Regions from separate parts of the Mus musculus genome. Here all the other regions are linked to region 3. Evidence: chromatin loops called from intact Hi-C (ENCODE). Cell type or tissue: heart. All regions are shown on one strand. Each heading gives the region's core, and the rest is flanking DNA. Links, peaks and the distances in the headings are about the cores only. Region 1 holds the start of Prkx (protein kinase, X-linked). Region 2 has its middle 45 kb from the start of Cldn34-ps. Region 3 has its middle 78 kb from the start of Tbl1x.

Evidence for each region. Peaks named below come from ENCODE experiments on the same cell type or tissue, not always from the same donor. Only the 100,000 strongest peaks of a DNase experiment are listed, where the experiment ranks them.
Region 1: a loop joins it to region 3, with 2.2 times the contacts of the local background. A loop is called at or near these places in 3 of 42 quality-filtered maps.
Region 2: it touches region 3 in a loop (2.3-fold over the local background); 5 of 42 quality-filtered maps call a loop at or near these places.

The regions. Positions count from the first base shown.
Region 1 is chrX:77,792,526-77,803,324 of GRCm38, reverse strand. Prkx (protein kinase, X-linked) reads left to right here and starts at 7,386. Exons shown (of 9, transcript NM_016979.2): 1 at 7,386-7,777. The coding sequence starts at 7,621. In heart, for the core only: a CTCF peak has its summit at 6,201; DNase peaks (open chromatin) are centred at 7,294 and 7,824; H3K4me3 peaks cover 2,494 bases; H3K27ac peaks cover 1,845 bases.
Region 2 is chrX:77,714,693-77,725,491 of GRCm38, reverse strand. It overlaps the pseudogene Gm14746. Among named protein-coding and RNA genes, the nearest start is that of Cldn34-ps, 45 kb to the right of the region's middle. In heart, for the core only: a CTCF peak has its summit at 4,929 (motif pointing right); no DNase peak of the experiment used is centred there.
Region 3 is chrX:77,427,760-77,438,558 of GRCm38, reverse strand. No RefSeq gene overlaps it. Among named protein-coding and RNA genes, the nearest start is that of Tbl1x, 78 kb to the left of the region's middle. In heart, for the core only: a CTCF peak has its summit at 4,797 (motif pointing right); a DNase peak (open chromatin) is centred at 4,918; H3K4me3 peaks cover 1,119 bases; H3K27ac peaks cover 1,276 bases.

The DNA.
Region 1 (10,799 bases), core at 1,651-9,650, 360 kb before region 3:
TTCTGCTGGAGACAATATAAGGACATTGGAAGAAGGGAGTCTAGCTCTTGCTCTTGCTCCTTTGCCTGCTTGCTGCGTGAGACTGAGTAACTGCTAGATCCTTGGACTTCCATTCACAGCTGCGACTGAACAATTGTTGGGAATTCGGCTGCCGACTGTAAGTCATCAATAAATTCCTTTACTATTTAGAGATTATCCATAAGTTCTGTGACTCTAGAGAACCCTGACTAATACAGATGGATAAGTAGATGGATTGATGGATGGATGTTTGAGTGGGTGGGTGTATGTATGGGTGGGTGGGTGGATGGATAGAAGAATGGGTGTACTGATGGAGAATATGTTCATCAATGTTGCTTTGTAACAACCCAATTGTAAGCTTCTATTCAACAATGTACTGCTTTCTTTGTTCCCAAGGTCATGCCTTATCTGTGATGTTCAAAATGAATTCACAGCCAGATCTTAACTTCCCATGGCCGACTGTGAGCACCAAGGATCTTAAATCACTGACACCACATTCCTTGAACCTTGACCCTGAAACATCCTGGTATGGATGTGACATCAGCTCAGCTGCAATCAGGACTATATGAGAGGGAACTGAGAATGTTCATTTGTAGAGCAGAGAGACAATCTCTACACAGCCCACATGAAGAAGAAAGTGGAGAAAGGGGAGGCAGAAAGGAAAAGGGAAGAGGGATGGACTGAATGAAGGGAAGGGAAAAGATCAGTAGGGAGACTACCTCCAGAGGTGGTTCAACTACAGAAGCACAGCACAGAAGTCTCTGCTTCAAAAATAGAATTGTTTGCAAACTCGTTCCTCTTTCTCATTTCTCCAAAAGAAGGGAGGGGCTGGAATCACACCCATGGTTTAATGCTAACCAGGAACAATGGAGTAGATGCTGCTAAAAGTGAAGGACCTGCTACAACTTCTGAGAAACTACAAAGTCACAATCAAGTACCCTAAGCTTGGCCTGGATCACAGGGTGCTTCTAGAAGTGTGACTCTTCTAAAAGATTCTACTTCATACAAGGCCGTGACTTTTCAAATTCACCTTTAATTTGAAGGGCTGGTTTTATGTATTTATCATTGTCAGTTCTTTATCCATTTACTTAATTTTTTGTTGTGTTTATTTCTGGTTTTTCAAGACAGGGTTTCTCTTTGTGTAGCCCTGCCTATCTTGGAACACACTCTGTAGAACAGGCTGGCCTCCCACTGAAAGATCAGCCTCCCAAGTTCTTGTCTTACAGGATTAAAGGCATGCACCACCACTGACTGGTTATTTAAATATTTTTAAGATTTTTTAAAATTGTATATAGTTTTTTCCCATAATCACTGTGGGAGGTACATGGGGTTCAGATTTTGGATAACACATTACAAAATCTACCACAGGAGGATACTCCCTTTGAGGAGGCAGATGTTTTCTAAAGAAAAGTATTTATTTCTGTCGCCCACTGTCCAGTCAGACTCATTTAAAGAGGAATCAATTGACAAGAAAACTAACTGTGCAGGGGTCTGGCCAGAAGAGGGTCACTTGGAAGGTTCTGTGAAAGGCTGAGTCAACAACAGGAAGTTGATCTGTGTGGTTTGAGATAGCATCTGGCCTGGCCTCATAGCAGTGACAAACATTTCCTCAAAAAAGATACTGTGAGAATGAGTTAGGTTGAGTGAGAAAGCTAATACCAAAACTCACCTATTATGATTTATTCTGTAAGAGTAAACATGTTTTTAATAAGGAAAAAATAAAAAAGTTGTGGAGAACAAAAAACAACCCAGCACTAACTAAACATATTTCCTGATTTTAACATTCACAATTTTGGGGCCAGCTAGGTGGCTTAGGAGGTAAGAGTGTTTGTGACCAAGCCTGGGAATCAGAGTTCAATTCTGTTGTCCCATCCAGAAGCTGACTTTGATTTTTACTTTTATGTATTGTTATGGCATGACTGTCAGAGGACAGCTTCATTGCCATCAGCTCTGTCTGTCCAGCTTTCCATGGCTTCTGAAAATTGAATTCATGTTTCCAGGCTTGAGTATAGTCTTAGGATATCTAATATTGAAACTTTTTCTTTTTTTTTTTCACTAAAAAAGTGAATTTAGCTTGTGACTATGTCCTCGCACTTTCGAGTGTGTTGAGTGTGTGTGTGTGTGTGTGTGTGTGTGTGTGTGTGTGTGTACACCTTTTCTCGCTGTATCAAGAATCTAAATAATTTTGGCATTTTCTGCCACCCACTGTAAGGATCACACCAAGGTGAGGAATTTCTCCTCTTCCAATCCAAGCACACATTTCTGCAATTTTATCAAAACTGTTTATCATTATTGGACTGAAGTTCATCAAACTTCACCTCCTATTCCCCTCATCTGAGCAGAAGCAATGTGCATTTTTCCTTATTGTGTTTGTTTGTTTGTTTGTTTATATTTTGGATTTTCGAGACAGGGTTTCTCTGTGTAGCACTGGATAGTCTCAAACTTGTAGACCAGGCTAGCCTTGAACTCACAGAGATCTACATGTCTCTGCCTCCTGGGTGTTATTTTCTTTAGATTCTGCAATATTATTGTAAACACTTCCCAGGTAGGGAACTCAAACTTAAAAATTCGTTTACAATTTCCTCATAATACACACCTATACCCTCAGTAGAATTTCATGTAGTGTTCTTTGGGGATTTGGGTGGTTTGCTTTGTTTTATTTTTCTGTCAAGAGACAAGGTCTCACCATGCAGCCTTGGCTGGCCTAGAATTTACAGAAATCCCTCTGTCTCAGTTTCCTTAGTGCTGGCCTCACAGGCATGCAATATGCACCTTTTAGCAAGTTTTTAAGTGAGGGTCTGTAAAGTTTCCCAAGTTTACTTAGTTTATAGTCCTTGACCCTGGCCTGCAGCCACCAAGTAGTCACCTGAAAGAAAAGAAAATAGAATTTGCAGCTATTTTTCATGAGAAACCAAGGTGGTATCTGCAGAGATGGAGACTGAGTCATGAAAAGGAGATAGAGTTGCCACAGAGAAGGTTGCTGCCCAAGGGAAACTTACTCTGCTGAGCTCCATGCTGTGACCCTGAAAACTAGAGTTTCACAGATGATCTGAGACTAGGGGATATGTTCGAGTGTCTTCAAGGATTGTCCCAAGTGAATCCATAGTAAAGCAGGGATAATCCATGGATCTAAAAGGAAACAACAGGTGCCCATCCAGTCATGAAATAGTTAATATCCAGACTTGTAAAAGCAGGAAGTTCCTAGACACTAAACGAATGAATGAATGAATGAATGAATATAATAAAAGTATGTATGGGGCTAGAGAGACAGCTTGGCAATTACAAGTACAACCTACCTTTGCAGCCAACCCAAATTCAGTTCCCAGCACCCACAAGGAGGCTTATAAATTCCACAACTTCAGCATCCAGATCTCCATGGTCAATGACTTCTGACTTTTAGAAAACAGATCCAACTTCCAGTGACATAAACTCTGAAGCTTTAACCTTCCTGGCTGTTTTGTTTTCCACTAGAACCTGTGACTGAAGCCCTACTACAACACAACCCCCACCATACATACATACACACACACACACACACACACACACACACACACACACACACGTAACTTGATCCCTGACTGAAAGCAAGTTCTTACTTTCACCAGAGTACTTGAGCTCCACCCACCTCCTCGTCAATCACTTAACTGACCACAAGAAAATCCAAATGCTTTGTTGACAAGATGCATCTATGGACACTACAACAAACCCACAAACCCTTCTTAAACATAGTTTTTAAGTCTACAGAAGATTCGTATCTCACCTTTCCGAGGCTATTTGGAGCTAGGCTATACTCACTAGGTAGTGCTTACAGCTCAGTGGCAAAAATGCTTATAGCTACTAGGATAAGGTGTTCAATAGCTCAGTGGATAGGGTGCTTGAAGATTAGTGAGTAATGTGCTTGTAGCTCAGTGTCTTAGTTAGTGTTCTATTGCTGCAGTAAAACACCAAGAAGCAAGTTGTGGAGGAAAGGGCTTATTCGTCTTACACTTTCACACTGCTGCTCATCACCAAAAGAAGTCAGCACTGGAACACACAGGGCAGGAGCCTAGAGGCAGGAACTGATGCAGAGGCCAAAGAAAGATGCTGTGCACTGGATTGCTTCCTCTGGTTTGCTTAGCATGCTTTCTTATAGAACCCAAGGCTACCTGGGCCCTCCCCCTCTTGATCACTAATTGAGAAAATGCCTTACAGCTGGATCTCATGGAGGCATTGCCTCAACTGAAGCTCCTTTCTCTGTGATATCTCTAGCTTGTGTCAAGTTGACACACAAAACCAGCTAGTATGCTCAGTTTGTAGGGTGCATACCTAGCATGCAGGGAGTCATCAGTTCAGTTCTCTTAGCTTTGTGGGTCCAAGGACTGAACTCAGGCCATTAGGCATGATGCAAGTGCCTTTACAGACCCAGCCATCAGACCCGATGTTTTTAATGCTTTCAGATAGCACCCAGGTGGGTGTACTAGCACACATCTGGAATCTTAAGAATCTTCAGCCTCACTTAAGAAGCTGAGGCTGAAGAACTCCTGCATTTGACATCAGCCTCACTGATGTAGCTTGTGTTTCGATTTCTTGCCTGTTGCTGTGACAAACTCCCTGACCAACAGCAAAAGAACATGACTTTTATTTGAAAACAAGAACCCTCTGAAGCTCACTTGCAATGTCACTGCCAAATATAGAAACTGAACAAAGGGTAGAAAGCAGCAGCATTTTCCCGAAAATCACTGATAGGGAAGAGAAACCCATCCACCCATGAGGAGAAAAGGGGCCACTCATGAGTCACTCAGAATCTGGAAGGGACTGAAAGAACCCTCCCTGGGGCCTGACAAGGAAGCCTCATACATTGTGTGCTACCTAAGAGTGCCTGCACCATCTTGTAGCACACCTGCTCTGTGCCATTTTGGATCCCACCCTTAGATTCAACCCAACCTGCACCATCTTAGATCTGATCCACCCTGGGTCATCTTGGATGTCATTCACTCTGGGCCATCCTGGGTCTAATACTCTACCAAACAAGCTCCCAGTGCTCTACCCTCTGAGCTAGAAGAACTCTACTCAATGAGTCACAAATACTCAACTACAAGCACTCTACCTACTGAGCCCCATCCCTAGCCCCATATCCAACCTTTGACTGCCCATGTTTCCTTTCATTTATTTTTCTGTATTTCTACCTGTTAGGAGCAGATTCCTTGCCACCATGAATCCTTTGTGCTGTGTCTGAGGCAGTTTCACTTCAGTTATCAGTGACAGTTGGTTTTTAACAAACCAGCTCTGCCTGTCAGAGTTTGAGGTGCCAATAAATAATGCACAGGGTCATGACCTTTTTTCAGGCCAAAGCACATGCTGCTTTCAGGTGCATGTGCAAGTGCTGTGACCCCCCCCAGCTCCACCCTCTGAGGCCCTGAAGCCATGTGATCAGCAATCATCAAGCCCATGATGTCAGCAGAGCACCCAATTCAAGAGGCCTGAGTCCACAAGATTGTGGGGACTAAGTGATGGCTATGTGGGAACAAAACAAGACTGCAGAGAGCAAAGCATGAAAAAAGAGACCCACTATGTGATGAGGGGGAGGAGAAATCACAGTCACAGTGGAGCAGCCCTAGATACTGAGTCTGCAGCACTCCCTGGGTGCTCTGCCTGACATCACCCTGGGTTTCTGGAGGATGATACCTGTTAGGGCAATGGCAGACCCTAGGGTGAGTGGTAATGTGCACATGCAGAAGAAGGTGGGCAGAGGAGCACACTGGAACAATTCTGGCCATCCTCCTGCCTTAGGCACATGTATATATGCTTCATGTGGGCTTAGAGATTCGAACTCAGATCCTAATTGCTAGAGCACCCATTCTCATAGAGTATCTGTCTCATCAGAAGATCAATGTTTGCAGAGTTGAATAAATGCTTTTTGTTGTTGAGATGTTTACCAAAGACTGCATGGACATGGGTTTGAGGCAATAGAAATTCTTTATTAGCCAGCCAGAGACTACATTTGGGTACTTGGGTTCCAAGTGTACCCTAAGCCTTTCTCAGGGTGAGCTTTTAAAACAGAAACTATGTTCTAGGTTGACATGTTTTAACAAGAACAATTAGCCAGAAGTGGAACTACAGAAACCAAAATGCAAGCTTAGTAGATTTAGAAACTTTCCCAGAACTAAGGGCTTTGATGGACTAGTCTTTTAGTTTTGGTAGGTGGCGCTGTCTTCATTTTGAGTGTTATAACCTGAATGATACTTCCATCATGGAGTCAGCTGTATAAAGTCTGGGGGTCTACTAAGGTCTGGGATCAGGCTACAGTTTTGTCATAGTGTAACCAAACTCAAAATAATAGCAGGCTCTGTGCATTCTGACTAGTGGAGTATCAGGTCCTAGCATGTGTTTATTGAATGAGAAAATGTTCTCAATGTGAAACAATAAAAAAAAATAATAATAAATAAAGCAGCCAGCAGACTTTCTTGTTGCCAAGGTCAGTGTACTTGCCACCTACGGGCATCATCGGGGCAACTGGTTCCGAATGGATGGTCCCCACTTCATTCCTGACTTGGGGCCCTATTGGCCCTGTGTCTTCTAGGACCCAGTGCCTCAAAGCTAGGAGCGGTGCAGTGCAGTGAGCATGCACTGAGCAGCCGGGAGACCACATTCTTTGCATTCCAGGCTCAGGGAAACACCGCCCTCACCTTGCAGGTGGTGGCTGCGGTCTGTGAAGCACCCAGTTCTCAGCACTGCCTACGAGCCCAGGCCTGTTTGAAGCCGCATAACAAGTCCCTGGAAACCCGGTCTACTCAGGAGCCCCAGGGCTCAGGATCAGCAGGTGCTGCAGGGCCACTGAGAGCCCGGGCTTTCGGGAGGGCGGCACTCGGGGACTACAGAACACCAGGAGTTCAATCCCCTGAGATTAAGGAGAAACCGAGAAACCCTGCCCAACCCGGACTCCTTCTGGTGCCTTTACCCACTGCTAAGGCTCTGCTGGTAAATATCCAAGCAGCAGCCGGAAGTTCCTGCACCTCTTCCTTCCCGCTTCCTGCCAAGGGGGAGGAACCAGGCATGCGGTGTGTGTGTGTGTGTGTGTGTGTGTGTGTGTGTGTGTGTGTGTGTGTGTGAGAGAGAGAGAGAGAGAGAGAGAGAGAGACCCATGGTGTGCGTGCGTGTGTGTGTGTCAAGCTGGACCCCGTGGCCCCAGTGCAGCCCCCTCCATTACTTTTACTTTGGTGCAGGTACATCCCATGGGCGTGGGCCCCGCGGGTGAGTAACAATAGGCAGGGTTGGGCCAACGCCGGGCTCCTCCCCGTCGGTTACGCAACAAGGCGGAGCGAGATGAAGGCTCTTCCCCCTCGCGTCATCCAGACACCCCACTCCCCCGCCGTCACAAGCCGGTCGCCGCCCAGCCGGCTTCCGCCGGGAATGAAGAGGGTTGCGGTTGGCTCCGGTCCCGCGGACCCCACGCGCGTCCGTGGAGCCCTCGGGCGACTTCCATGAGCCCCTCCCATCGCTCTGAGACCCGCTGAGTTTGCTTCCATTGTCCTCTCGGCCGCGGGCTCCGGAACACCCGTGCGAGCCCACTGCTGATGCACAGACTGCCATTGCGCCGCTGTCACACCGTGCGTCCCCCGCCCCATGGAGCCGCCCGCTGGTGCCGCGGCGACCGTAAAAGATCCAGACCATGACCCCGTGAAGACCAAGGTCTCGGCGCCCGCCGCGGACCCCAAACCCAGGACATCGTCACAGAAGGCGGGGCACTCGTTACAAGATTGGGACACCATAGCCACCGTGGGTGAGTGAGAACTGAGTAAGAACTTATGTGTGGGGACGCGGCTTGGGAGCGACCCTCAGATTTCTGTCTCCCACACTCTCATTACTGGGCCTCCGGAAACGGGGCAGCCCCACGTCACAGAGCTTTCAGGAGGGTGACTTCACCTTAGGGACTCGGAGGCTCCCTACTGGGGTGCTAGCCACCCTTGGGACACCACGCCCGGCCTCCCTGGCGCTTGCGCACCCGCTCATGCCCAGGATTTCTCGGGATCGCATCCAGCCTCCGCACTGTAGACCCCTGGCGGGACTCGAAGGGACGCGTGACCCCCAAGGGACCCTTCGGGGACGTTTTCCCAGCATCTATTGTGTGCCTGGGTCTCGTTTTTTCTTTAGTGGCTCAAACTTGGTACCCTCGTGACCCCGAAAGTTGCTAGGGAAGCCGGTAGATCCCCAAACGTGCCGGAGTACTGGGGAGGGAGGCTAGGATCTTGCGAATCATGGGCGCCAGCTTCTCAAGTCTGAAGCCCAGGAGTCCCGGGCTTCTCAGCAAACTTGGTCACTAGGACAGTTGTGCCTGGTGTGTTGATGATTAGGAAAGTGTTCCGGGAGGATGGAGGAAGGACAGAGGGAGGGATTGGCGTCCTCCGATCAGCTGTGAGCAGAGATTCTAGAGGCTTCTGTGTTCACCCTGGTGTGGAAGTCAAGTCAGGGTTCAGGACCAGGATGAGGGGCAATAAACACTTTCTCAGCTGAGCAGGTGAGATGTTAAAAAAAAAATGTGTGTGGGTAAAAGGGCTTGCAAGTTTGATCCTGGTTCCCTCTTGGAGGCTGGCTGACACTCGCTGCATCTTGGCTTTTGATTGACTTTTGAGGGAAACTGAGCTGCTTGAATGAATGTCGTTTATTTATGTATCATGTTGTATTCTAGGCTGGCCTTTCCATCACTGTGTAGCCAGGATGACCTTAAACTACACATTCTCCGCCTCCCCCTCTTTCTGAGTGCTGGGAACCGAGCCCCACTCCACCACAGATTGGTTATGGGGTGCTGGGAATGGGGACTGCCCTCTATATGTTTGAGACATTGACCTGAAAGTCACTGCATAGCCTAAGCTGACTGGAGATGCCAGACAATCCTCCTGTCTTAGCTTTCCCAGTGCTGAGACTTCAGGGACTCATTCACAGGCACTTGGCACCTCAACTGGTTCTCCACCCTTTTCTTTCTGTCTGTCTTCCTTGCCCTCTCCCTCCACGCCCCATCTCGGCACCTTAGCTGGTTCTTCTCTCCTTCCTTCCTTTTTTCTTTCCTTCTTCTTCGTCCTTTTTTGTGTTTGTTTGTTTGTTTGTCTGTTTGTTTGTTTTTGAAAACAAGGACTCTCTCCATAGCTCTGGGTCACTAACTCCTAGAGATGTGCCTGCCTCTGCCTCCCAAAATGTTAGGATTAAATATCTGTGCCACCACACCTGGCTCTTTTGTTAATTTTAAAATTTACTTATTTACTGTGTGAACGAGGGGAGGGGGCAGCACAAGTGTGGGGTCAAGGTTCAACTTTTAGAAGTCTGTTGTTTTGCCAAGTAAGTCCATGGTATCAAACTGAAGTCCTTAGACTTGGCAACAAGCCTATTGGTCTGCTGAGCCCTCTTACTGCCCCACTGTGTCCCTAGAATAGACCTCATGGGACATCTTGGGAGCGTCCTTGTCCTGAAGTCCTCCAACTTCTTCACCTTTTCCTTACCATGACCCTGTTCCCTCGGAATCTTTTAGAAGGACCTGGGCACACACATCAGCCTCCCCTCTCCCCTACTCATCCTTTCATATATATACACACATAACTGAGCTATAAGCGCTCTCTTCACTGAGCCCTCACATAAATTTAGATGGTGTCTATGACCAACGGAGTTTTGTGGGTGTTTGAGACAGGGCCTCCATGTGTAGCTCTGGCTGTCCAGGTACTTGCTGTGTAGACCAGGTCTTGAACTGCAGGTGCCTAACAAGTACATACCACCCAAATTAACATGGAGCACCTCCGTACTCTCTCTCTCTCTCTCTCTCTCTCTCTCTCTCTCACACACACACACACACACATACACATACTCACACACAAAGACAACTCCTGCGTCCCTAGTCCCCAGCACACACTGCGTTCTCCAGGAAATAAGTGTTGATGCTTTTGTCTCTGACCTAAAGCTCATTTCTCCATTCATTAGGAGACTCAAGTAGAGAACATTTCAGGCTGGGGATGTGATTCAGTGGATACAGTGTTTATAGCTTAGTTGAGATAATGTTTATAGCTTAGTTGGGATGGGGAGACTGCTTGTGATTACAGTACATGTGACTCAGTAGACAGAGTATTTATAGCTCAGTGGGTAGAGTGCTTGTAGCTCAGTACAATGCTTGCATTCAGTGGGTAGAATTAAGTGGGTAGAGTGCCTGTAGCTCAGTGGACAGAGTGCTTGTAATTCAGTGAATCTCATATCTAAATTTGCTGAACAGGCCCCCTCTGTCCAGCAGGTCTAATGTAGTCTTGTTTCCCTGTACTCAGCTGTGATCTCTTGAGTCCTGTGCCTCAGTTTACTTTTCAGTGCTTCCATGGCCTGCTGCCTTATGGAAAGCCAGTACTAAATCTTCAGTCTTACAAGGGCAGAAGATCTCCAGTCTGTCTGGATGGGAACATCCTCCTTAGATGAAGAGTCACATGAGCAGCTGTCAGATGCTCTGACAGATCACTACAGGCTAGTGTCTTTTACACTAGAGAGGAATTACTGAGGGTCCTGTGGGGGATGGGGGAGTTGGCATCTGAGATACATTGAGGCCATCTGGTAGTCCATAGTGACATTAATACAAATTTAGAACTATCTAGGAGACACTTGAAGTCCAGATCATTGAGGAAGAAGAATCCTGTGCATGGGTGGGGACCCAGAGTGCTTAAAAGGGAAATCAATTACCCATTAATATTGCCAAGTCACCAGCGTTCATCCCTATTGATGTAAGGAGAGCAACTATGTCCTGCTTTTGCCTCCATGAAGTCATCTCCCCTGGAAGGCCC
Region 2 (10,799 bases), core at 961-8,960, 290 kb before region 3:
TTTAGCAGTGTTCTCCTGTATTTCTTTAAGTGAGTTATTAAAGTCCTTCTTGATGTCCTCTCCCAGCATCGTGAGATATGATTTTAAATCTGAGTCTTGCTTTATGGGTGTGTTGGGGTATCCAGGATTGGCTGAAGTGGGAGTGCTGTGTTCTGATGATGGTGAGTGGTCTTGGTTTCTGTTAGTAAGATTCGTACATTTGCCTTTCACCATCTGATAATCTCTTGAGTTAGTTGTTATAGTTGTCTCTGGTTGGAGCTTGTTCCTCCTGTGATTCTGTTAGCCTCTGTCAGCAGACCTGGGAGTGTAGCTCTCTCCTGAGTTTCAGTGGTCAGAATACTCTCTGCAGGCAATCTCTCCTCTTGCAGGGAAGATACACAGATATCTGGCGTTCGGACCTGCTTCCTGGCTGAAGATGAAGGCCCTAAACAGGGCCTGTCCCAGAAGCTGTGTTGCTTCTGCATGTCCCAGAAGCTGTGTAGCTTCTGTAGTCCACACTCTTACCTGCGAAGACTAGTCTCTGAGGGATCCAGGAGCCAAGATGGCTCCCCCAGGTCCTCTGGCAGAGCCCTCCCGGGTGGACACCTCTCCTCTGACAGGAAAGGTTCCCGGATGTCTGGAGCACGAAACAGGGTCTGTCCCAGAAGCTGTGTCGCTTCTGCCTGTCCCAGAATCTTCTGTAGCTTCTGTAGTCCGCACAGTCACCTGTGCAGACTAGTCACTGAGGGGGCTTTAGCAGTAGTATTCCAGCTTAACTGTGGGCATTGGTAGCATCCAGTCAGAGCTCTACAGGTTGCTAAACTTGAGACCTCTTGCTGGCAGTTGGCTGGAAGAAGCCTTCTAATCTTTGCTTTTTGGCCTTCTTCATTTGAAAAGTTCATAGCATGGCAAGTTTCTTCTTCAAAAGGCTGTTGTAAGAGAGTCTTTCAGCAAGGAGTGTATTACAAATTTATCCTGCACCCTCATGTAACATAATGATGCTAATTCATCATTGCTCCTGTTGTCCAGAAACAAGAGACAGGTCCCACTGACAGAAAAGTGTCCTGTGTCAGAGGGCAACCAGGAGCATGTGTTCCCAGAGTCTGTCTGACATATTTTATGTGTTTCTTGACACCATAAATATTCCCCCAAAGTCCTGATAATATTTTGTAGGCTGATATTTTTACATAAGGAAAAATAAACTGATTTCTTCATGTACTGTGGATCTAAATCCCAAAATTCAACCATATTCAAGAAATTATCATGGAGAAATAGTTAAAATGCATTGGTTGGTACCATCTTTTCAAAATTAGCTTTTATTAATATTTTAATTTGTGTATTTAATAATGTAATCCACTGTGATATGTATTTTCACACACATATATAATTGCACATTGCTCTTGTCAGCACCCTAATATCCACTACTTTCCCTACTTGGTAATATCTTCAATAAGTGTTTCCTAAAGTGCGTATGTAGTTGAATAGTCTCTTCCTTTAAATTGTATCTTTACAGAAGAAAAGACAGCCTATGAGCAGCAACTCTCCACTGAGAACAGTGCAACAAACCCACACCCTGAAATGTACTACAATAGGAACAAAGTGGAATATAGGTGTGAAATGGATTACCACCCCTGGACATCGAGTGTGATAACTTGTAATCTTGGCCAACGAATGATGTCCCTGCCTGTTAGTATGGTGCTATATTCAACATTTAAACCAATGACTCAAAAGTTTTCCTTCTGTTTAATCTGCCTATTTATAGTCAGACACCACTGCTTGCAAAACACATTACTGCTAGTTCTACTGTGTGGTTTTCTGAGTGCCTTGAAGTGTCTATAGAATTTCAGCCAATGTAAATAATTCAGAAGTAAAAACATTTCAAATACATTAGTGCTAGGCACTGTTAGGTGAGTCCCACTATAAATGACCACACCTCTGAGAAATGTGTTTCTTTAGAGAAGTAAACAGGAGGCATTGTTGACCGTTCTGCAGTAGCAACTTGATCCTTGAGAGCCATGAACACACCAGTGAGTCTTCAGCTTACCAGAAAGCTGAAGGCAGGCAGCACCAGCAGCTCGCACAGCATGTGCTGAACACCTATGGCAAATACATTGGCCCGTGACATCCTTAGATGACCTCTGTTAATGGCATTGACTTGAAATGCAAAACAGATCCTACTGGGCTTGCTTTTTCCCATTCCCTCAAGGGAGTGGGAGGTGAGAGGTGGAAGGTGGGAGGGAATAGTCTATAATTGTTTAAGTTTTTACTGACACTTAAAAATGTCACCTGCCCCAGGTATAGTTCTGCACACCTTTAATTCCAGCACTTGAAAAGCAGAGACACGTGGATGTCTCAGTTCAAGAGCAGACTGTTCTTCACAGTAAGTTTCAGAACTGTCAAGTACGCATAGAGACAGACTTCTCTCTCTCTCTCTCTCTCTCTCTCTCTCTCTCACACACACACACACACACACACACACACACACACACACACACACACACACCAAAACAAATCAACCAAAAAGAGCAAAGAAATAAACCTCACCGGGGCCAAGGGATGATGATTCACGACTTTAACCCCAGCACTAGAGAGGCAGAGGCAGGCATAAATCTGTGAGGAATGCATAGTCAAACCACATCTTAAACAAACAAAACCAAAAAAAAAATCATCTCTTTAAGGTTCAGTGGCTCAAAGAGTAAATGCACTTGCCAGTGAACCTGACAACCTAACTTGCATCCCTGCCCTCACTTGTTAGGAGGAGAAAAAGAACATCTGCATTTGTCTCTCACATGCATTGGTAAACACCCTCTGAAACACACATAATATCAATTAATTGATGATCTCATCAAGGGACTCCAGCACAGAAATGTGTTGATCACAGCCCTGTGCTGTGTGTAAAGATGATTCTACTTTAATAGGTGAAAAGCTAAAGGTGGTGTTTAGGTGACCTGTTCTGGCAAATGGTCATCATGCATTTTCCCTGAGGAAACGAGGGTGTGCATTACAGGCCAGGCAGGGTTCCCACCTTCTGTCCTTTTTGTCAAATGCCATTGGTTGCTTTATTTTAAAAAAAATCAACCTAGGTATCCACTAACCTTCGAGATATCCCCACAGCTTCCACTCACCCCCTTCCTGTCATTTGGAGAAAGAAGACCATGATAAAACAAATGGTGTGGTATATTCACAGCCATGGTGGTTCTGGAGGGAGTTACAAGAATGTTCTATTTTTAAAATGGATGTTGTAACCCTGGGAATCATTGTTAGGCTTCCTAGTTTTCATTTGTGTGTCAGCAGTAAATAACAGTCAAAGTATAAAGGAAGAAGCTATAATTGTAAGAGAGAAGGGAGGGGATGTAGACTGGAAAGCTGTCTCGGGACTTGAGAGCACTGGATGTTTTTCCAGAGGACCTGGGTTTGGTTCTCAGCACCTGTAGATGGGCAAGCAGTCATATGTCACTTAGTTTCATGAGGGGTGGGGGTGTGTGGAGGGAGAGAGAGAGACAGAGAGAGAGCACACACTAGTGCACAGGTCATTTAAACCATGTTACTAAATAATTCTCTAGGCAAAACAAAAACAAACAAAAACTAAAACAACAACAACAAAAACAGGATTACCCTTTACCCATTTAGAGCCACAGAATGTCAGATTTATGCAGCTAATTAGGATTACTTGCAACCTGGTACCACAGAAATGGCCTTATTTACACAGAAAGAATTGCTTGCTGGGAAATGGTACTGCAAAATTGCTTACCCTAACCTACAGAGGACTCTTCCTTGTATGGATAACGATGGGTACACATATTTTTCTACCCACCCAAGTCAATTTCCAGTGTTAGTGAATGGCAGTGGCATATGTGAATATTTCTAAAGCCCCTCCCTTTTTTCTACAAACAGTACTTGCTTCAAAAAGTAAAAAAGAAAAACAGATGAACAAAAAAGAATGTCATAAGCTCTTTGTTAGTGAGAATGGGTAGTATGGATATTTACTGGGATGTATCCAAGGAGTAATTTGCCCTAATATTACAAATCCATTAGTGTGGCTTGCAAGTAAAGCAGATTTTGCAGGCTTTACATTTTTAATTTATCTTTATTTTATGTGCATTAGTGTTTTGCTTCTATGTATGTCTGTGTGAAGGTGCCAGAATCCCTGGGGCTGGAGTTACAGGCAGTCATGAGTTGCATTTGAGTGTTGAACCTGGGTCCTCTGGGACATTAGCCAATGCTCTTAAGCCATCTCTCCAGCCCGGCTTTACATGTTTGTTTTGACTGATATTTTATTTACTTCTGTTCTTGTGTGTGCTACACAGGTCACTACATTCAGCTTCTTTCAATTTATTATGAATAATTTTTGGCTTGATGAAGTTTGCTCTTACACTCTGTACCCAGAAAGGACACATCATCTCCTGGAACAGGAAGAGTTTCTGTTTTGAGTTTAGCCTGGAGCTGTTTATGTAAACCAGGCTGCTCTCCCACTCCTACAGAACTGCCTGGCCTTACCCTCCCACTCTAGTTCTGGGACTTGGCTTCTTGGTGTCCCATAACCACAAACACTTAAGTTCCTATTAGCTTATTATAAAATATGTCATTCATTCATTAGATTCAGGATGATGACTGAATTCTACGGTGATGTCTGACATGGCTTGCAGAGTGAGAGCTCTTAGCTGAGTTTTTGCAGGGCCAAAAACATCTCATGGGACTAGGTAGAAAACGCCGACTGACCTGAGTTGTCCAATGATATTTGGTTTCATAGCCAAATCATGGATCTGAAAAACGTTGGTCAGGCTAAGGGCTATGCATGCATCTTTGGAAAGTATGCCTTTCCTTCCTGACTAGGGTGTGGATTCTGTTTGAGAAAGGTAATGTGCTGTCTCTACACTTATCTTACTCTGGCTTTGGAGCTGAGGCCAACTCTGGCAGAAGACACTGCTAGAGTGCACAACTTCTTACTTCCACAAGATGGCACCCCATGCCTGGTATGCGTATTCTCATTTCCTTCAGATAAGTACATGAAGATGTTTTGCCAGAAGAGATCCCAGAAATGGCCTGCCACCCCACCCCCTTTGCCACCCCACCCCCTTTGAGTGGGGCCACCACTCCCAGTTACGTGGAGACTATCTCTATACACACCATAGAGCTTTGCTCAGCATAAGGAAGGTGATACTCCAGTGTGATAGTTATTATATACTGAGGGGATCTCATTGTGAACAAGGAAAGTGGTCATCTCTACTTATTTGCTTGCTTAGGAAAGAGAACACAATGGATTGATTCTAGTAAGATGTTTGCGTTTTTATAATATTATTTAAGTAGGAGAGTTGTAACATTCTAGTGCCAAGAGCTACTTTAGTTTTTTGCCCACTGATTTTATTGCGGGAAAATGCACATCCCATGTAATTGTTCGTTTAGCCATAGTTACTGTACAATTCAATGATACTATGAATACTTAAGCTTTGGTGACCATCGCACATCTATGCTGTGCTCCTCCTAGCTGCAGATTTCCCCTTATGGCTATCCTCATTGTCTCTCCTCATAGAGCCTTCAGATTGCTATTTGGAAGGGCAAACAACCAAGCCAGCCTGTTCCTCAGGACAGCACATTGCTCATGACTTCTAAGCAGCCACTTCTTTTTTTAAAAAATATTTTTATTAGGTATTTTCCTCAATTACATTTCAAATGCTATCCCAAAAGTCCCCCATACCCTCCCCACCCCACTTCCCTACCCACCCACTCCCACTTTTTGGCCCTGGCGTTCCCCTGTACTGGGGCATATAAAGTTTGCATGTCCAATGGGCCTCTCTTTCCAGTGATGGCCAACTAGGCCATCTTTTGATACATATGCAGCTAGAGTCAAGAGCTCCGGGGTACTGGTTAGTTCATAATGTTGTTCCACCTATAGGGTTGCAGAACCCTTTAGCTCCTTGGATACCTTCTCTAGCTCCTCCATTGGGGGCCCTGTGATCCATTCAATAGCTGACTGTGATCATCCACTTCTGTGTTTGCTAGGCCCCAGCATAGTCTCACAAGAGACAGCTATATCAGGGTCCTTTCAGCAAAATCTTGCTAGTGTATGCAATGGTGTCAGCGTTTGAAGGCTGATTATGGGATGGATCCCTGGATATGGCAGTCTCTAGATGGTCCATCCTTTTGTCTCAGCTCCAACTTTGTCTCTGTAACTCCTTCCATGGGTGTTTTGTTCCCATTTCTTTTTTTTCCATTTTTTATTAGGTATTTAGCTCATTTACATTTCCAATGCTATACCAAAAGTCCCCCATACCCACCCACCCCCACTCCCCTACCCACCCACTCCCCCCTTTTGGCCCTGGCATTCCCCTGTACTGGGGCATACAAAGTTTGCGTGTTCAATGGGCCTCTCTTTCCAGTGATGGCCGACTAGGCCATCTTTTGATACATATGCAGCTAGAGTCAAAGAAGGGGCAAAGTGTCCACACTTTGGTCTTCGTTCTTCTTCAGTTTCATGTGTTTTGCAAATTGTATCTTATATCTTGGGTATTCTGGGTTTCTGGGCTAATATCCACTTATCAGTGAGTACATATCAGTTGAGTTCTTTTGTGATTGTGTTACCTCACTCAGGATGATGCCCTCCAGGTCCAACCATTTGCCTAGGAATTTCATAAATTCATTCTTTTTAATAGCTGAGTAGTACTCCATTGTGTAAATATACCACATTTTTTTGTATCCATTCCTCTGTTGAGGGGCATCTGGGTTCTTTCCAGCTTCTGGCTATTATAAATAAGGCTAAGCAGCCACTTCTTCGTCCAAATAAGAACCTTTGTTAAATCTTTTAACCTTGCTTGAAACAACTGCTGTTGATGACTTAGATCACACATAATGCAGTGATGTCCTGCTCAAATCCATGCACACAGTACAAAAAATGCTATGAGACAGTGCATGAAAATACAGTATAAACATGGTTTAATATTTGCATGTTTGCATGGTATTCAGCAATGTTCATATTAATTTAGATAATCTTTTTGACAATTTATGCTTAGTGTCTAACATTTTTACCTTTAAGAATAAATTTTGGGCCTGGGCCAGGAGGTGGTGCCACACGCCTTTGATCCCAGCACTTGGGAGGTAGAGGCAGGCGGATTTCTGAGTTCCAGAGACAGCCAGGGCTACATAGAGAAACCCTATCATGGAATAAATAAATAAATAAATAAATAAATAAATAAATAAAATTAGGAGGAGGAGGCGGCTCGGGGCAATCAAGAAGCAAGCCAGAGCAGGGTGTGAGTCAAGGAGCCCCACCTTCAGTGAGAGCCCAGGCCAAGGGCTCAACACAACTCCCCCGGGCCTGCCTCAGCTTCAGGGGCTGCGGGCAGTGCTAGGTGGTCATGGGGAGGCCAGAAAAAGCGGGCGCCCTCACGTGAGGTTTGAGGGGAACTCACTGGCTGCCCCCTTGGCTGTCCCTTCACTCCCCCTCCCGCCCCTCCCTGCTCCGCCCCCGAGCGCGGAGGGCTCCACATCATGGCCAAAGCCAGGAAAAAGGAGCTCAACTACAATCAAGACAGGGCAGACAAGACCTCAGAAAAAGAACACCAAGAAGCAATTGAACATGTTGATGAAGTACAAAATGAAATAGACAGACTTAATGAACCAGCCAGTGAGGAAATTTTGAAAGTAGAACAAAATATAACAAACTCTACCAACCGTTTTTTCAGGAGAAGTCAGAATTGATCGCCAAAATTCCAAATTTGGGGGTAACAACATTTGTCAATCATCCATAAGTGTCTGCACTGCTTGGGGAGGAGGACGAGGAGGCTCTGCATTATTTGAGCAGAGTTGAAGTTTAATTTGAAGACATTAAATCAGGTTGCAGAATAGAGTTTTGTTTTATTTTGGTTTGGTTTGGTTTTCGAGACAGGGTTTCTCTGTGTAGCCCTGGCTGTCCTAGAACTCACTCTGTAGACCAGGCTGGCCTCGAACTCAGAAATTTGCCTACCTCTGCCTCCTGGGATTAAAGTGCTGGGATTAAAGGCGTGCACCACCACGCCCGGCACAGAACAGATTTTTATCTTGATGAAAATCCTTACTTTGAAAATAAGGTTCTCTCCAAAGAATTCCATCTGAATGAGAGTGGTAACCTGTCTTCAAAGTCCACTGAAATCATATGGAAATCTGGAAAGGATTTGACAAAACGCTCAAGTCTAACGGAGAATAAGGCCAGCAGGAAGAGGCAGCATGAAGAGCCAGAGAACTTCTTTACCCGGTTTACTGACCATTCTGATGTACGTGCTGACAAGTTAGGATAGGTCATCAGAGATGATATTTGGCCAAATCCCTTGCAGAACTATTTGGTTCCCAATATGGGTGATGAAGGAGAGAGGAGAGGAAGGAGGAGGAGCAGGAGGAGGAGGAGGAGGAGGAGGAGGAGGAGGAGAGAAGGAGAGAAGGAGAAGGAGACACAGAGAAGGAAAGGTTGGAAGATATTGATGAAGTAGATGATGATGAAGGTGAAGAAGATGACGATGAGAATGAAGGCAAGGAGGGAGAGGAGGATGAAGGCGAGGATGACTAACACAGAAGATTGATGGATTCCAACCTTCCTTGTTATTTTCTTTTTCTTTTTTTTTTTTTCTTTTCTCCAGTTCCTGGGAGCAAGTTGCAGTCCTTTTCTCCCTGTTCCTCTGTGCTCGGCCACCCTGTTTTTGAGGTCTCAACATCATGGTTCTCAACTAATTTTGGGGAAAATATCTTGAGCAAAAGAATCTCCACATTTCTGCTCTAAATACAGTTTTATCCTTTCTTGTCTCAAAAACTTGTGGATTCAACACCACCACCATGCTCTGTGGGAAAAAAGCCCCCCCCACCCCCACCCCGTACCCTTGGCTCTGCTGGAGGCTAGAGCGTGCTAGTAGTAGTGCAGTAAGTAGTGTATAGAATTCTAGCTTTTTTCTTTTCTCTGTAAATTAGGCTCAGAGATTACACTGTGTCTCTATGTGAATACAGACAGCATTTACCAACATGTATCTGTGTACTTTCTCTTGCTTAATAAAAGAAAGAAAGAAAGAGAGAGAGAGAGAGAGAAAGGGAGAAAGAAAGAAAAAGGAGATATAGACAGTGAGCAAGGGTGGGTTTGAGGTGTAGGGGGGTAGGTGGGCATCTGACAACATGGCTTCTCCTTTGGCATGTTTAATTGTGATATTTAACAGACATTGTTGCAGTTTAAGGTGACACTTTTAAGATAAAATTCTCTCCTGATGGAAAAAAAAAAAGAATATTTAATTTTTAGCTAGGTGGTAGTAGTAGTATATGCACTTGGGAGGCAGAGGCAGAGGTAAGTGGATCTCTGAGTTTGAGGCCAACTTGTTCTACAGAGCAAGTTCCAGGACAGGGCTACACAGAGAAACCCTGTCAAAACAAAGCAAAAATGTATTTATTATAAGATTATTTTCTATTTTTGTACTTTTTTTTTTTTTCAGATTTCCTGAATCCAATTTTCAGATTAAAGACATCTGAAGTTAGTTGGGTAAGCTGACCCTGGGGTCATGGGAGCAGGTGAGCTGGCCCTGCCCCCTCACTGGCTGTAGCACTCAGGAGAGCAGGCCCTGTGCCTCACCTGGGCAACATAATAGAGCTGACCCTGATGGCCAAGGCACAGGTGAGCCAGCTTCAAGGGTGTGTGAGCTGACCCAGGCCCTCAAAGGCTGCAGCCCTTGGGAGAATGGGCCTTGTGTCTTGATTTGGCAGCACAGTGGAGCTGGCTCCGGAGGCTTGGGTTCAGGTGAGCTGGCCAACTCTGAGGGCATGAGAGCAGATGTGCTGGCCCTGCCTCCTGTCAATGGCAGCATTGGGTGGCCTGGCATGAGCAGTGCTGGAGAGCTCTCCCTGGTGGGGCAGATAAGAGAGCACTATTCTGCTGAAAGCCAGGGCTCTGAGTTGGCCTACGCCACAATCTATATCATCTACGCCGAATGCATGAAAGGGTCAGTCCTGCTGATCCAAAGCTTCAGGATCTACATGACACAGCACAAGAACAGAATAACCACTAGGAGGATCCTCATGAGAATCCAATATTGATGGTGCCACAGAAGCCAGATACCTCAAACCAGACCAATAACTCATTGCAATGAGCATTTGCAAATGAAGATGTGTGGATAGACGGGTATACTGGGGGACACACTGTGAAATACTACAGCTTACACAATGAGATGTTTTTCTAGGCTTTGTTTGGGTGTGTATGTGTGTGTATGTGTGTGTGTTTTAGTGGAGATAGGAGGTTGCAAAAACACAAAGCAGATATGAGGGGAACAGGGAGATGAACGGGACTGAGTTACATGATGTGAAACTCATAAAGAGTCAATAAAACATTTTTTAAAAAACATCTGAAATCTTAATTTTTCTCTAAATGTAGAATTGTCTTTCAGATATATTCTTCTGTATTACAACTCTACCATCAGAGAACTTAAGTTGTAGCTTTCTTACCTTTATCACTATACATATTTTAGTTATCGATTTATTACTAATAAGCATAATTATTTAATTTGTTTCTAATGTAATTATGTATCTTTCAACTTCCTAGAGTCCACTTTTTTCTTGAATTATCATACATCACTTAGCTTTCATTTTCTGCATTCGTGAAAGCTGTAGTTATATAACTTATAGCACCCACCTAAGAATCATGTAAAAGGGATAACATTTGAAATGTAAATAAAGAAAATATCCAATTAAAAAAAAGAATCATTTATTTGGGGGGCCTTGGGTTTCCAAGTTTTTGCTTTGCTTTACAGAAGATCATTTTCTGTGTTGTTATTCCAGAGCTTCTCAGCCAACTTAGGTTTTTAGGCCATTATGTTATATTT
Region 3 (10,799 bases), core at 1,741-9,740:
GTGTTTATGAAAGAGAAAGGAATCTAGTGTTTAGAGTTTAATTGCTTTCTCAAGATATCTCATTAGCTATATAGCAAACACAAAATATCCTACCCTTCTAATAAATTATGTAATCTAAAACCTCTTTAGTCAGGTGAATTTCAGGTAAGCTGAGGTAATCAAAGAGAAGTGGGAAGATAGCAGTTCCTTTATAGCTTTACCTGAGAGCACTGTCACCGAAAAAGATGAGTGGTGAATGAGAAAAGATGAAACTTTCTAGAAGTTTTTGGCAATCTTTGTAAAATCAAGATTCTCAGCCTTAGTATTGTTTGTTTGTTTGGTTGGTTGGTTGGTTGGTTTTGAGACAGGGTTTCACTATAATAGTTCTGAATGGCCTGAAAGTCACTAAGTAGACCAGGCTGGCCTTGAACTCACAGAGATCCGCCTGCCTCTGGCCCCTGAGTGCTGGGATTAAAGGCATGCACCATTATATCTGGTTAAGCTCAACAAATTTGCCATTTAGAGAACAAGCATTCCCTGTGATAGGCCCATCCTGTGTTTTATTTTGCATCACTCCTTTTCCTAGCCCCGACTAACAACTGAAAATGTCTCCAGACATTGCCTAATCTCCTTTCTGGGGCAGAATCACTGCTGGCCAAAGGCCACAGGTCTAGACCAATGTTTTTCAGCTGAGCGAGTATGTCTTGAAAAAGAGCTGGTTGTGAAGCCAGCTATGAGTGGTGACTAGCTCTGAGAAAAATGAAAGTATGTCAACAGGAAAGTGGCAGAGCACTCACAGACACAATGGGAGGACTACTTCATTAGCATGGTGCACATGGAAGCTACACATGTATATGTGAGTGGGTCCTGAGTTTCCACAGGAAATGCAAATCTCACTGTGGTAGATGGGCATTTCTCCCTGGAGAAGGAACTACAAGAGGCATGTGAGACAAAATTAACTAAAGAAAAACCTGAATTGAAGCTCCAGAAAGCAGGAGGTAATCCCATCAGCCCCAAATGAGTTCAATTTGTGGTCAAGCACATCACAGCAAGAGAGAGATCTGGTCCAGAACATCATGGGAACATGCCAGAAAACACAAAAGTTTAAAACAATGCAACCAAGTGCTTAAGCCACATGATTGGGGCTTAGACCTGGGTAAGGAAGCAAATGAATGATCTGCAAGAAACCACTGTCCAGAAAACAACTTCTGTAGCCTTTGCTAGTTTTAGGATGGTGAGTTTGAAGGTGCTTTGGCACCAATGGTCCTTTCTAACTTAGAGGAAGTACCATCAAGAAGGAAACTGTAAGGTTGTTAGCAGGTGGTGATGCATACTTGTAATCCCAACTCTTGAGAAGTGGAGAGAGAAAGGGTGATCAGGAGTTCAAGGGTATTCTTAGCTACATACCAAGTTTAGGTCCAGCACGGGTTATGGGAGATCCTGTTTCAAATAACAGCAAAACCCATTAAAGTTGTTGAAGCCATTGTGGTGGCATGGTCATGTAATCCCAGCAGTCAGGAACTGAGGTACAGGGTACCCTGGGCTCTGTAATGAGACTCTTTTACAAAACAAAAAGTGTAACAGACTACATGGCATAAATTCAGACATGGAAACTGTATAATCCATTGCTTTGTTTTTAGTGATGTGTAGAATTATGCACTGCTGATCACAGTCTTCTTTCTGAATGTTTTTCTTGCCTCAATAGAAAACAGTCTCATTGAGAGTCTTTCCTCACCTTTTTCCAGTGGTGAAGGTTCATTCTTTCCTGGACATTCCCTACAAATGGAATATATATCCTTTTGGGTCTTATTATGTTGTTTTTAAGATTCAACCTCCTCATGGAATGTTTTAGTAATTCCTTTTTATGGCTAAGTTAAATGCCACTATATAAACATACCACATTTTATATATGTATTTGTTTACTGATACAATTTTGGGTGTTTCTTTCTTTTCTTTTCTTTTCTTTTCTTTTCTTTTCTTTTTTTTTTTTAACTTTTGAGTTCATGTTCTATAAACATTTGCTTTCTGTTCTCTTGGGTAAAGCTGATTATGGTGATTTGAATGAAAATGGGCCCAGATATGCTCATATATTTGAATACTTGTTCCCCAGTTGGTGGAACCTTGTTGGAGGGAGTACGTTATTGGTTAAGGCTTTGCGATTTCCAAAGCCCATACCATTCCTAATTAGCTCTCTTTGCTTTGTGATTGTGTTTCACCTACTGCTCCAGCTCCATGCCTCCTTGTCTGCTTCATGCTCCTCCGATGGTGTTCATGAACTCTAACCCTCTGGGACTGTAAGCCCTAAATTAAATGATTTTTTTTTATAAGTTGACTTGGTCATGGTATTTTGTCATGGCAATAGAAAAGTAACTGAAACAGCAATTATTCTTTTTAATATTCAGTGTTCAAGAAGAAATAAAATGGGAAAACTTGGAAATACAACACACTCTAGACACTAGCTGAGTGATTCCATTCACTCATTACATCCCTGCTGGGCTATTTATCAAAGAGCAGGCCCTGAGCTTTTGAGGCCTGTGGAATTCAACACAAACAGGAGGTGACTGGATACCTGGATGCCCAAATCTCATCCCACCACCATGAGATCTGTGCCTTTCACCACTGGTACTCAATTTAGATAGAAGTAGTGATACTGACTATTCTGTTTAAATGTCATATGTGAAACATGGTATTTATCAAAAAACATGACAGAAGGGAAACTTTCCAACCCTCATGACAAACACTGAGGCTTTATGGGACGTTTATGAAGTGTTCCTCTCAAAGGTATGGCCAGAGAGCTTTTCCCAAGGTCTTCTAATGGATGGGGATTTGTGGATGTTAGGAGCTATTTCCTGCCAGCCTGGTCAGTCATCTTCAACTCTTGGAAATGTGGTCAGTATTGTATTTTCTACCTTTAAGTCTAATTCTGGCTGATGGCTGTGCTTAAAGTACTTGTCAAGTAAGCAAGAACGATGGGAGTTCAGGTCCCTGAAACCCACACAAAAATGAACACTGTATCCAACATCCATAATCCCAGTGCTCACAGCTCACAGAATGGAAGAGAGAGAGAGAGAGAGAGAGAGAGAACGAACCCTGGAAAACCCACTTTGTCCTTTGACCTTTATACATATGCCATGGCATAAGTGCACCCATGTGCTCCCCACTCCCAGGATATGTATACAGATATACATAGAATGGAACAGAAAATCCGGAATATCCAAGCAGGCAAGGTTAACATACTTATCCCTGACCTATATTTGTTTGTCACACTGAGAACTGTAGAGGAAAAGGCTACTTACATAATTACACAATTACACACTCTTCCACTTTTGAGTGCCGAGCAAGTGCAGTGTCACTGAGCTGTAACCTTTTATTGTCTTGAATCAAGGTTTCATACATCTCAGACTCAGAACCTTTTTTCTTTGTAATAATGATTTTTCTTTTAAAGTCATTTCTTCCCCGTTTACTAAAATAGATTCTTTTCTCCTACAATATATCCTGATTACAGTTTCTCCTCTCTCTGTTCTTCCCAGTTCTTCCCTACCTCCCCTCCCATCAGATCCACTCCCTTTCTGTCTATCTGTAGAAAAGAACTGGCTTTTAGGCGATAACGACAAAACATAACAATACAAACTGTGAAATTGACGACGACCTGAAAAAGTTCTGGTCCTCTTGCCTCCACCTCTCCAGCACTGTGATTACAGGTGTGTGCCACCATGCTCAGTTGGAACGCAGTGCTGCCAACACCCGGGTTTCATGCCTGCTAGTCAAGCGCACTACCCAGAGATACATCCCCAGCCCATGTTTTAAAACAGACACAGTGAGCCGGGTATGGTGGTGCACGCCTTTAATCCCAGCACTCGGGAGGCAGAGGCAGGCAGATTTCTGAGTTCGAGGCCAGCCTGGGCTATAGCCAAAACTACCCAAAAAAGCCAGGGGGTAGGGGGCGCAGGGGACAGCAGTGTGTACCCTACAGCGGCCATGAAAGTCATATCAGTTATGTAAAGAAGTGTGCTTGGCATATGTTAGCAAGACCTTAAGTGTCTGTGCTTGTGTAAACGACGCTCATTGCTATGTAAGAGAAATAAAGATGACCAAGGCTGGCCCCGGTGTCCCCAAATAAGTTCCCATCCCAGAGCACCCACCAGATCAAGAGCTATATTTGTGCCCCAGTTGGCTTCTGTCCTTCTCAGATCCGGGCTTCTAAAACTTGTCCAGCCATGGACTTTGGGAGCCACATCCTGGTCCTCTGCAGGCTAGGATTGGGGCCCTCACCGTCCTCCTTGACAAAGTGAGTTCCAGGACAGCCAAGGCTATACAGATAAATGAAACCCTGTCTCGAAAAACCAAAAAAACCAAAAGCCAAACAACAACAACAACAACAACAAAAACCCAAAAGAAAAAACAAACAAGACACAGCAATTCTTTGCAATCAGGAGTGGTTAATACATTCTGGCATAAAAAAATTCCACTGCCCTCAGTTAAAGTCTGAGTTTGAAAAATATCTAGTGACCTAGAAAAATATTTTTACAGCTATGTAACCTAATCACAGTGTTCAACTGCTTGCACAGAGCACGCTTAGTTTTATTACCCACCTCCCCTCCCCCTCAACTCTCATTTTTGGAGGGGAAAATGTTTTTGCACAGGGAAAGACCTTTAGATAGAATAACACATTTGAGCATTCAAGCGCTTCCCGCTAAGCACACCACTGCTCCCCAGTTTCCCTATTTTATAGGGTCTCTGGGTTTCCCAGAAGGTCCCCAACCCCTGTGGAGGATGTGAACCCGGCCGCCTTTGAGGAGTCCAGCGATTACAACCTAGGCCCAGCTGGGGGCGGGGCGCGGAGACTGCGCAGCTCTTTGAAGCTCCTCGGTAGTTCCTTCCCAGTTAGCGCAGGCGCAGGCTCTGACCTCTTAACAAAGAACAGGTTCGGCAGCCGCCCCTCCCCCGCCGGGGAGGCGGAGGGACCACGTGACCTTTGGAAGCATGCGCTCGCCAGCCCTCTGGGAGCCTGGCTGGTAACCGGGCTGGAAAGTGGGCGGGGGAGGGGGGGGGGAGAAAGAATTGAGCAGGGTGGGGAGGAAGGGGCAGGGCTGCAGCTGGAATGCACACGGCTCAGGGAGGAAAAGGGGAGGGGGAGGAGGTGGAGGAGGAGGGGGGAAGAAAAAGGGTGGAAAGCGCGAAGGAGGGGGCTGGGAAGGAGGGAGGACCTAGGAAATGGAGGAGGAGGGGCAGGTTTGGAAAGTGAAAAGGTGGGGGATGGAAAGTAGAGCTGGAAGGAGGGGAGTTGGGAAATGAAATGGAGGGGAATGGGAAGTGGAGGAAGGAAGGGGAGGTAGGTGAGCAGGAAGGGGGTGGGCGGTGGCAGAGGAGGGCCGGGTCAGTAGGAGGGAGGGGGATGGGAGGGGGATGGGAGAAGGGGTGGGGCACTTCTCTGCGGAGACTCATTAAGATGCAATTGACATTTTTTTTAAAACAGACTGTATAAATTTACAGTTTCCTTTTGAACCCAAGCAGACAATGTTCAAACTCGTCAGATTTCTGTTTCGGAATGCAAATGAAAACACGCCCAGTTTCTGGAAAGCTTAATTGAGGACTTAAGAAAACAGATTTAAAACACAGCCATAGTAGGGCAGATCCTAGCCTTCTACCAAAGTGATCTTGAGTTTTCTTTTCTTCTCTCTCTCTCTCTCTCTCTCTCTCTCTCTTTTCTTACTTAAAAAGAGACCATTGTTTAATAATAAAATGGCCTAGGTCTTCCTTGAATGTAACAGGAACTACTGCTTAAAAAAAAAAACTTCAAAAAAATGACAATTCACATTTTTGTGTATATGTGTTGGGGACAGGAATGGGTGGATGAGGCAGTGGTATCTTGGGATTCTCTCCATGTGGCTCACCGTGTCCCCCTACCCCCACATAAAGAAGCACTTCCAGTTCTCCCCCACTCGCCCCAGTTACAAGGCAAATCAGAATAAAAAAAGGAAGGAGAAAAGAAAGACCCCTCCCCTAAAAAATAGAATGCCAGTTAAACCAAAAAGCAATCCCCTCCTATGAAAAACTGAACACCTCTCCAAATTGGGGCACAGCCACTTGCTCCCTCCATGCAAGCTTTGTGGGTTATGTTATGCTTTTTGTCCCTTCTAAAGAGATATGCAAGACCTTTAAATGCCATTCTGTGCACACAACTTTAAAATAGCCAGGTGCAAACTGGCAAAGGTGTAGTTCACCATCTGTTACCAGTGCACACAGCCAGACTGGCCAGCATCTCCATGTGCAGTGACTTTGTTGCTCTGCTAATGATAGAGTGACTCCTCAGAGGTAAAACCGGAATCCTAGGAGATTACAGATGGCCTTGCTATATCTTATCGGTCAGCTCAGAAAGGCAAGTTTGTAGAGACATCTCATCTCCCAAGGTCTTGCCTTGAGCAAACAATTTCAGGAAGGAGAGATTGCAGAAAAGAAATGTGGGCTACTGCTGCTACAATTACCTCATTCCCAAGTCCCTTACTCCAACACTTTATATAGATCAGCTTTATCCCCCCTGTGAGACCCCTCAATTTCCCACAGGAGAGAGGCTGCTACTCCCTCGCTGTGGGTGTTAATAAATACAGTGCTGTCTGTCAAAGGTTAGACTCTGCGTTCTTTCTGACTTTTGTCTCAGAAAGCTAACAACTAAGACTGCTGAAGCCAGGCCCACAAACTGGCTTGTCTAAGCAGTCGTCATGGGTTTTTGTTTGTTTCACAGTCCTGGAGGGTGGAGTGAGACAGGGTAAATTATGCTTGGAATCCTAGCACTCAGGAGGCAGAGGCAGAAGGATTTCTGCCAGTTTGAGGCCAGCCTGGTCTACAGTGTGAAATCTTGACTCAAAAACAAAACAAAATAAACCAAACCAAAACAAGCCCAAAACCTAACAGTTCACAGTTCTGAATGCTGGAAGTTCAAGGTGAAAGCGCCAACAGAAATCCCTTTTTTGGATGGCTCTTCCTCTTCTTGTAGATGCTAATGTCCCCTCATGGTTTCATGTGAGCTTTTGAGATAGTCTTATGTAGCCCAGGCTGGCCTCCAACTTGCTTTGTGTCTGAGGATGACTTTGTATCCTGTCCTTTCTGCCTCCATTTCTCAAGTATAATAATCCACTAGAGAAAGATACAGACAACCAAACTGATTAAGCCATTTAAAAGTATATGAGTTGTTTATTGTCTGGAGACCACGAGCAGGCTCATGCCTCAAAGCCTCTTGGTGACCAAGCTCAGGGGTACAGAGTTTGTAAAGGTAAAAACCACAAAGACCATCAAAAGACATCAAAGTTAGGTGAGAGTCAGAGTGACCTTGAAGCATTTATTTCTGGAAGAATGTAGTAGTTATTTTAGACATAACATGCTAATTATTTTTTACTTATACATCTTCCAGTTATTTTAGTTTATGTTAACTTTGTATAAACATTAATTACTCTGGATAATATATCTGGGCCATAGTCAAGGTCATGGAAATCTCAAATATGTTGTCAAGCAGATGTGACTATTTGGGGAAAGGGATAAAGGGCTGAGAACTGTTTAAATAAACACAAAAATGGAGTCAGGACAAGATGGCATTACTGTAGTCATTTCACAAGTGCTGAGATTGCAGGTGGTCCTCACTATACCTGGTTTATGTTTATGTGATGCTGATGATTGAATCCAGGCTTTTTTTCATGCTAGGCAAGCACTCTCTAATAATTTATGTCCCCAGCCTGTGTCATCATTGTCACCACAGGATTGTCTCTCTGTGTATATTTTCTAATCATAAGGGTTTCGTTGGTTTTTTTTTTTTTGTTTGTTTGTTGTTGTTGTTGGTGGTGGTTTGAAACAGTGTCTCTCCTTGTGGCCCAGGCTGTCCTGGAACTTGGTATGTAGAGCAGGCTTGCCTTGAACTCACACAGAGTTCATACCTCCTAATTTCATTTCATAAGAACACTATTCAGATATTACCTCATTTTACCTTAACCATATCTTTTTATTGTTTGTATTAGAGATAGGGTCTTACTCATGGTCAAGACTGCCCTCAAATTTGTGAGCCTCCTGTCTCAGATTCTGAGTGCTAAGTCCAGGAATGGTGAGCCATAATTGTTTTCCCAGTCTGAAGGCAGTGGAAGCAGGAGGATCAGAAGTTCAAGGTTAGGCTAGGCTATCCAGGAGTTGAAGGTTTCGTTGCTTTTAGTTTCTTTTCTATTGTCATTATGAGACAACATAACCAAGACAATTTATAAAAGAAAACATTTATTGAGACACATGGTTCCAGAGGATTAGAGTCCATGACCACCATGGCTGGGATCATGGCAATGTCCAGAGGGGGAGTGCGGAATTGACTAGTGTGTTTGGGCTTTTGAAGCCTCAAAGCCTGCCACCAGTGACATACCTCCTCCAGCAAGGCACAATTCTTAATCCTTCAAAAATTGTACCACCAACTGGGGACCAGGCATTCAAATATATGAGCCTATGGGGGTGGTTCTCATTTTAACCACCACAGAGGTTCCCTTGGGGTTTATGAAACAAACTCTGCTGTAAAATAACAAGCTAAATTTCCAGTGCTAGAGTTATGATTGTGTACTATGAAGCTGACCCTTGACCACATCACATCTTTAAGGGTTGTTCCCATACAGAGCTATATTGCAAGGTACTTGGGTGGGGAGTGAGTTTTAGGGTAACACTTTCAAGTGAAGTAGCGAAGAAGCAAGGAAGAAACACTCAGCCTTTCTTCCTCTAGCCTCTCAGTCCCTGGGCATAGACAGACTTCCAGGGGGTGCTGACCTCAAGGAAAAAGCAGGGTGGAAAGATTTAGGTGACCTTCATTTAACAGAGCAGGGCCCTATGAACAGCTAGGCTTGAGGGGTTTGTAGGATAGGTGCAGTATTAATTCTCTTGTCTAGGTCATGAGATTGTGTTTTAAAGAGATTACCTGTCTGTTTCAGCTTCCCAGTAGCCTGAGGGACAGCTGACAATTTATTCCTGTGTAATGCCTTTCTGGCTGGAGAAGCATCTTGCTAATATCTGTGTTCCCTGAGCTGAGAATATTCAGGGCACCAAAGAGGGAGCCCTTGGTATATTGTAGAATGAGGAGAGCAACACGATCATTGTGTAGGCTTTGAAGATAGAAAGAATCTTCCTTGACTGAATGTGGCAGAGACCTTAAAGGTTGTTTATCAAAAGCAGTACCTTTTGTGGTAAAATGGCTATTGATATTTTTTTTTCTGTTTTTCCTCCTTGGTTGCTTTTATGCTCAGAAACATACTAAAAGGTGTCAAGGCTAGGAATATTTGGATTTTGGGGGGAGGGGAGTTGTTCCAACAAGGCATGGCCAGAGGCTAAAATTGGTTGGTACACGCCTTTAATCCCAGCACTCGAAGAGGCAGGGGCAGGGACAGGGGCAGAGGAACAGGGGCGCAGGGGCGCAGGGGCAGGGGTGCAGGGGCAGAGGTAGGGGCAGAGGGGCAGGGGCAGAGGGGCAGAGGGGCAGAGGCAGAGGCAGGCGGATTTCTGAGTTCGAGGCCAGCCTGGTCTACAAAGTGAGTTCCAGGACATCCAGGGCTATACAGAGAAACCCTGTCTTGAAAAACCAAAAAAAAAAAAAAAAAAAAAAATTGGTTGGCATCTCTGTGGTTTTTGCTTTGTTTGATTCCAGTGGTAGTGCTGTAGGATGGTAGATAATTCTAGAGTACTTCTGAAAGTGTGCACATATCAATCTTATCTGAATAGACATCTCAAGGGTGAGTTGAGCATGGACTAGAAAAGAAACATTTTTGGGTTTGTTACTTAGAATCACCTGGGGCACTAGGCTTGATCAGATGAAAGAAAGCAAAGTTGATCTTTTGAGTTCTGGAGCCTTCCACAGTGTTAGTGAACTTTCCCCTTCCATTCATTTTAAGAGCAACATCTCAGAGGCACTTTGAAGCATAAAGGCACATTGTATATTCATTGAATTGTGCCAACACTAACCTATTACTGGAAGCTGCTAGAAATGATAAAATCTGGGCCCATGTGATGATTTTGTCCAGGAATTAAGAGTGCTTGATATTCTTAATAAAGACTAAACTTTGGTTCCCAGACTCCATGTTGGGCAGATCACAACCACTTGTAACTTTAGCTCCAGAGGATCAGTTACCCAAAGAGGGCATCAGATTCTCTGGAATTGGAGTTACAGATGGCTATGACTTCCAGCTGGCCTTGAATGAATGACAGTCCTCTTGCCTGAGCCTCCCAAATGCTGGTTTTTACAGATGTTGTTACCCCTCTTGACTAAAAGATGAGTTTCTTTGGTGTTGTACTAGGCTATCACTCTGATCTGGAGCTCTGGGGTGTCTCAGACAAGGCCAGAGAGCTTATAATAAGCCTCTGCCACAGTAACTTGTTAAAGGAAGGATCCAGGGCCCTTCATCCTCCAAAGATCTGAACTTTCAGTCGAATTCTTGACTTACAGAGTTTTGTTTTTGTTTTGGGGGTTGCTAAGCAAGCACAGGCAAATTCTCTCACAATAAAATTCATCTTCTGAAAACCAAAGATGGCTCTAAGGCAGGGACACTCACTGTGCCAAGTAGTTAAAAGAGAAACGAGTACTTAGATCCAATGCAGCCTGACGGCCACTCAGGAGAGGTTTGACTATGTGAGCCAATGTGTTACTTTCATTTTTCTCTCCTTAGGTCACATTTAATTTAACTTTCTAATACTCGTTACCAAAGAAAACAAAACCTTCTTATTGAAATATTAGCCTCTATTTTGTTGGGATTTAAAATTGTGTTTGGAACCACAATGCATTCTCAACCTTCCCTCTCAATTTTTTTTCTTATTGT